Regions from separate parts of the Homo sapiens genome. Here region 2 is linked to region 1. Evidence: chromatin contacts called from ENCODE Hi-C or POLR2A ChIA-PET data. All regions are on one chromosome and are shown on one strand. The core of a region is the stretch at or near the end of the contact, and the rest is flanking DNA. Distances in the headings are between cores, read along the strand shown.

Region 1 (3,291 bases), core at 259-2,758:
TGGTGATATTTCATTAACTGTGGTAACAAATGGAAAAGAACGAATAGATTAAGGTAAGCGAGATAAATTTAGCTTTAAACATTTTAAGTTTGAGATTTCTATTGGATATCCAAGCAGATAACTCTTCTAAGTTGTTGGAAATGCTGTACAGGAATGAGGTCTAGAATAGAATAAACTTGGGCACCATCACCACTTAGATTGTGTGAAAGACACTAGTGTCTTCCTTTGAGATTGATAAGAAAAAAACAATAAAATATAGAACCTAGGATTGGCAGTATTTTAAAGATGGGCAGAAAGCAGGAGTCATTAAAGATATATCAGGAGGAGAAGACAAGAAAAGAACTGGAAGAAAGTGTCGTCACGTTAAGCCCAAGAAAGGAGGCTATTTCAAAAAGTGGGGATGGGTAAACAGTGTGAAATACTAAAAAGTGATTAAGAAGCATAAAGACTGAAAATAAATAATTTGATTTAACAGAAAGTCTTTAGTGACTTTAACTAAAACAATTAGAGCAGAATATTTTGGGTGGAAGCCAGGCTATAAATTATTGCTATGAAAGTGAAAATTGCAAACATGGTTCTTTCCAAACTTTGGGTGGTAAAAGGAAGAATGGAGATGAAGAAGCAGCATCAAAGGGAAGATGGCTCAAAAAGGGCCAATATGTTTTGGTATCCTTTTTGTTTAGTTTTGTTTTAAATAAGTGTGTGTGGGATGGGGTGATTATGATTACACTGGATGTCTCTGTTGGCTTGATGATATGGATGGTGATAACAGCTAACACAGTTAACAGCCAGACACTGTCCTAAGCACATCACATGTATTAACTCATTTTATCTCCATGGTATCATTAACCCTATTTTAAACATGAGGAAACTGAAATATCAATAACATAAGCAGCTAGCCTAAGCTTGCACAGAGATACGATGCAAACTGAGGCAGCCTGACTCCAAGTCCACAGTTTACCCTCCCTGCTATATGCTTCCCTGCTCACCCAAAAAAGCGATTCTGCTTTATTTATTCTAATTTTCTTTACAGAATGTATCTAGAGTGAACATTTTTCAGACCATTATCTTTAGAGTGTGTTTTAGGACCTGATTCAAATTGCTTTCCGTTCTTCAAAAACTTATTTCCTGGGATAGGAATAGCTGCCCACTCTAGTCCTATTCCTGAGCACCAAGAATAAACAGACTTGACTCTTGTAAATGGAAGAATGAGTTTCTTCTAGAAACTCAGTAGAAAAATGAGCTCCTACTATGGCCTTAAGTATTAAGAAAAAATAAGTGTGTGTTTTGCCTTTTGTTTGGTGCTAATGTGATACCAGGTTTTGTATGAAGCACATGTGTTTTCCCTGTTTTATGTAGAGAATAGCATGCATGGAATGAACCCCAAAAATAAGCCCCAAATTATCTTTTGCTCAAAGGAACAGAGGTACTTCGAGGCTAGACTTTATAGTCATTATAGAAGAATGTGAGGAAATACAACTCTGCTTTTATTTGCACCAGACTTTGGCTGTGTTACACTTTCTTCTGCCAGTCCTGTGACTGACTTCTCTTTAAATGATTCATGGTTGTTTTCCATGAATAAATATGCATTAGTCAAGATCCAGTTAGAGCCCCCACTTCCCCTTCCCCTCTTTTCCCTAGCTGCAGCTGTTTATATTTGCATTTGACTGGACAGATCTGTTAGCCTTAATGTGTTTTTCTTTGTTTATTAAAGGTTTACACTTTGCCTTAGTTGAAGAAAGGTAAGGATTTTTTTTGTTTTTGTTTTTTTTCCCGTGGGTGCCCGCCACCCACCCACCCAGAGTGCAGTACCATAATCACAGCTCACTGCAGCCTCAACCTCTTGGACTCAAGCTATCCTCCCACCTCAGGCTCGGACTACAGCCACATGCCACCACACCCAGCTAATTTTTGTAATTTTTGTAGAGATGAGGTTTTGCCATGTTATCCAGGCTCATCTTAAACTCCTGGGCTCAAGCAGTCTTCCCACCTTAGCCTCCTAGAGTGCTGGGATGATAGGCATGAGCCACTGCACCCAGCCCCTACATTTTCTTTATAAGCCTAGATATATAATTACAATTATTGATGATCTCACAGAAACTTTCCTAGAAGGAATTCATTTGTCTGCCATAAGCCTAATTTACATTGAAGAGATAGACACAGTGATTAAAGACTGGAGGAGTTCTTAAATCCTTAAAGAAACTACTAGGCCAGGCGTGTTGGCTCATGGCTGTAATCCCAGCACTTTGGGAGGCCAGAGCTGGCAGATTGCTTCAGTTCAGGAGTTCGACACCAGCGTGGTAAATGGTGAAACCCTGTCTCTACAAAGAAATACAAAAATTAGCCCGGCATGGTGGCATGTGCCTGTGTCCCAGCTACAGGAGGCTGAAATGGGAAGATTGCTTGAGCCTGGGAGGTTGAGACTGCAGTGGGCTGTGATCACACCACCGCACTCCATCCAGCCTAGGCGACAGAATGAGACCCTGTCTTGAAAAAAAAACAAAAAGAAACTGCCTTCCCAAGTTTATCTTTTTTGTATGCCCTATTAGAATGCTTTTCCTTTTTATGTTTTTCCCCATTTTATTAGAAAAATTTCCAGATATACAAAATGGAAGAATTTTACAACAAACACTCATATGCCCACCAACTTGATTTCATCATAAACATTTTACTGTCTTATTTTATCACATCTGTTCATCTACCTATCTCTTTATGCACCTATCATTTTTTATGCATTTCAAAGTAAATTGCAGGTATTAGTATACTTTACTGGAATGCTTTTAGAAGGGTGGAGTGGTCTTCCTGCTCTGTTGCTGCCTTGGCTGTACCATTTTCTGGGTGCTGCGGATAAGAAAGTCACATTCTGTTGCTAAATGATATGGATTAGTTCATCTTTTTTCCTTAGCTCAGCTATAGTTGGGATGATAACTTGTCACTGAATTCCTTCAGTGGTTTCTGCCTTAGAAAATCTCTTGGAAACCAGCAGATATTCAAAATAAAGAAACATTTATTTAGGCATGTGAACCCCACAGAGAATATTCATTACATTCATCCCCGTAATGCAGGCCAACAGTGCTTTCTTGTTCATATGTTCTAAATTTATAGTCGAGTACATAGAAAGTAGGGCTTTCTTTTATCATATTGATCTGATAAAAGCCCTAGGTTTTGAGGTACAGAAACCATCCATTTCTGGGCTGTACAGACACCATTTTTGGTGTCTACAGTTGTTTTGCCATATGGTACTGGGCTAATTTTGTCTGTGTTCCTCTCTTGAGGCTTTTGTGAATTAAT
Region 2 (3,291 bases), core at 304-2,803, 110 kb after region 1:
ACTTCATATCTCCAAACTCCTCTTTCTACTGTTGAAACGACACTCTGAGGACAAAATAGGCGTTCGTAAAATCTCCTTTGTATCAGAGATCATATTGTCAGTGGACAGTGGCACAAAAAGAAGAATGTTTCTGTTTTTTTCCTAATGTGTCTCTTAAACTCACTGTAGCTATTTTTACCTGTGACTTCATTATTTTATATTCAGAAGAAAATAGTCTTTGTCATACCTCTTCTCTCATCTTTAAGACTGCTACCTTGAATCATTCAAATCCTTATATAAAAAATGATTGCAAATGTACCAGAAACTTCTGTATCAACTAATGAAGAAAAAGAATGAAAACTGGCCCAAGACCTTGGACTGCAATTCCTAACTTTGGTTCTCTAGGCTTAAGAGCCCAGGGGTAGAGCTTGGCTGGAGGTAGTTCCCAGCTAATTCTAAAACAAAACAAAAAAAAAAACTTTTTATCTCTGCAAAGACTCTTGTCTTTAGATTCCACCCACACGTAGACTAACAGAGTTTGTAGCTAGGAAGAGGTACCAAAGGAGAGGTAGACCAAAGCAGAGAAGACAGTCTGGTTAGGAAAAATGAAACCAAGTGAGTTTGATTAAAGGTGAATTTTCAATAGATTTATTATTATTGTCTCCAAATATTGTGAGGCAATTTAAATGTGTCTTTATTCATTATTTTTCTTTAGAACTTTTCTTTATGGAAAAGGTGGCAAAAATCATTATTCTTAGAAGTAAAGTAGCAATTACATTAATGAAACACAAGGATATGTCACGTTTAACATGGAGCGCTGGAGAGGACCAGAACCACCTATCCTCAATCTTTGTTCTCTGCCCTTAGCCCTAACAGCTGCAGCCGGAAGGGGCAAACTGGAGGTGTGCCGTTTGCTCTTGGAACAAGGGGCGGCAGTGGCCCAGCCAAACCGCCGAGGAGCAGTGCCACTATTCAGCACAGTGCGCCAGGGCCACTGGCAGGTAAGCAGGGCGACCACTTCCAGTCCCTCAGGCAGGACTGAGTTCTAGGTGAGGACTTCTGATGCACAGAGCAAAATGATCACAAGTAAAGTTTGGGTTACCCAGCAGTGATCAGGTTTGAGGACTTGGACCTTTGTTATGAGTATTCTGGTTAATTGAGAATACGACAGTTAACATTCAAAACCATCACTTGATACAGATTGTATAGAAGGACTAACTACTTATGTCCTGGTGATAGAGTGACCTCCTTCTCACATTTCACAGCATCCAAAGACTCCTTGGAAGGTTCATTTCTCAGCGGACTTCTGCTAATCACTTACTTGCAGATGTCTGAGACTTACTAAAAGAAAATACAGTGAATGCAAATTCTAACAACACAATCCTTTTAGATGTTTGGATTCTGGATAAATGTTAATTTATACACTTAGGATGGAAAGGAAAGCACACTGATAATAATCTTCAGAAGTATTTCAATAGAAAAAAGGCTGTAGAAGCCAAACAGCCCTAAAGAGTTACCAGAGTCACTTGATTATGTTCAGTTCAGTTGCAAGTATTAACTACAGGCAGATTTGCAACCACTAGAGGGCAATAAAGGAGTGATTTATGTTGGAACTTCCGCTATGGGATTGTTTAATCCTACATCTTGGCCTTTGTTAAGTTCTTTTTTACTTAGTAGCTGAGTCAGACATTGAGAGTTGAATCCTTCTCATTTGACTGTCCCTGAGAGAGATTAAATCACATGGTACTAGGACTATACAGGTACTTATGGGGGAAGTGGAAAGATACATGGGTGACTCGTACAGCAGTAGGAATTCCTACAGAGTAAGAGATAGTGTGCACGTGTCTTCTCAGCAGCTCTTCTTTGGGCTAATTGGTCCCTGTTTCTCTGCACTTGCAGATTGTTGATCTTTTACTCACCCATGGAGCTGATGTCAACATGGCAGACAAGCAGGGCCGCACTCCCCTGATGATGGCTGCTTCCGAAGGCCATCTAGGAACCGTGGACTTTCTGCTTGCACAAGGTTAGTCTTGGAATGCTAGAGCTGGCTGGCCAGTTTCCATAATTACCTGGTGAACTCATGATTTCCAGCAATGGATCCCAGGAGATGCTAAGAACAGATATTAATCCAGTTGGTTGGAAAATGAAAGGCTATCTCCTCCCCTCTTGTATTCAGTGTAATGTTTTTAACTCTGATACTCTCTATTTCCTTATGACTTGAGGGATTTAAATGAAATTAACATATTCTAAATTCTCATTCAGATCAGTAGTCTCCAAACTTTGATTTTTTAAAAATATATACTCAATAAATGTTCATCTTCCGGGGATTGTGTTCTGACTTTATCAATTCTTTTGTAAGCCTGCACAACTAATATTTTTCTTGAATTCAAAGGAGGCAAATGCCAGTGAAGATCCCTGCTGACTCTGGGATGCTATTTGGGGGATCAAGATTATTACCCTGTAGTAATAAATTCCTTTTGACACTTACCAACATCCACAAATTCCTGGTGAATGGGAAATAAGTTAAAGGAGATGATGATCACACCACCATCATAAAGTACGTCAGGCTCCTGTTGGTTGCTGTGACCTCTATCACCTGTGCATAACAGTGGCTGCTGATGATGGACCTCTGTAGTAGAAAAAGCTCATCACTGGTGACTCTGCAGTGCCATCTAGTGGAGCTTGAGCATTTACTTGAAGCAAGAGACAGAGGCAGTCATTCCAGTTAGCCTCCACTATTAGTAAACTGGACGCAAATGTCGGTAATTACATCCACAAGCACATGTACTTTCCTTCAAGAAAACCAACCTCCTGAAGAATTATGCCTAGGCCAGAGCAGCTGAGGGTAGTTTAATTAGGAAGAAATTAGGTTTCTTCTAAGATTTCAAACTACAGCTCAGTCAGAGACTTACTGGATCTTTAGCTGTATCCCTTAAGTAAGATTTTTTTCCACAGACTCAGACTCAAGGCTGGGTCAGAATCAGAGAGTTGCTCTTACAGGGTGCGAAGTGGCTCTTGCCTTCCCCATATAAGCTACCAAAGAAATTTGGCTTCATGCTCTCTCCCTTCATTCTGCTGGGGAAGCAAGGAGGAGGAAGGTTGGGCCTAGATTCTCAAGATAAGATGTGTCCAGAGTAATATTCCAGAACAAACCAAGTCCACTGAAAGAGGCAGGAACTCTTGAGCCACTGATAACCTTTAGATAGCTGCAAAGTACCTGTCATGTGCCAGTAGAGGCTCCGTAGCCATAGATTCCAGGTATTTGTTCTCCCTTACCAGTGAAGACATTTTCATCTTTGGACTGTTTCATTT

Evidence for each region. A loop is a pair of places that touch in the nucleus more often than their neighbours do. ChIA-PET counts read pairs that join two places held with the same protein, here RNA polymerase II (POLR2A). Pooled maps may share reads with other maps.
Region 2: a loop to region 1 is called in a map of ascending aorta, with 2.5 times the contacts of the local background. The contact joins two enhancer-like sites. A Hi-C loop is called at or near these places in 2 of 168 maps with a recorded cell type or tissue (aorta and ascending aorta) and 5 of 50 pooled maps. POLR2A ChIA-PET finds 5 or more read pairs at or near these places in 1 of 52 experiments (Caco-2).

The regions. Positions count from the first base shown.
Region 1 is chr17:63,291,988-63,295,278 of GRCh38, forward strand. The region is part of intron 9 of TANC2 (tetratricopeptide repeat, ankyrin repeat and coiled-coil containing 2); the gene reads left to right. Among named protein-coding and RNA genes, the nearest start is that of CYB561, 150 kb to the right of the region's middle. Within about 2 kb of position 1,509, at least 2 of the 41 ENCODE cell types and tissues checked have a DNase peak (open chromatin) inside an H3K27ac peak, as active enhancers do.
Region 2 is chr17:63,404,276-63,407,566 of GRCh38, forward strand. TANC2 (tetratricopeptide repeat, ankyrin repeat and coiled-coil containing 2) reads left to right here. Exons shown (of 28, transcript NM_001394998.1): 20 at 847-980; 21 at 1,879-2,002. All of the region lies in intron 2 of LOC105371856 (a long non-coding RNA gene), which reads right to left. Among named protein-coding and RNA genes, the nearest start is that of CYB561, 40 kb to the right of the region's middle. Within about 2 kb of position 1,554, at least 3 of the 41 ENCODE cell types and tissues checked have a DNase peak (open chromatin) inside an H3K27ac peak, as active enhancers do.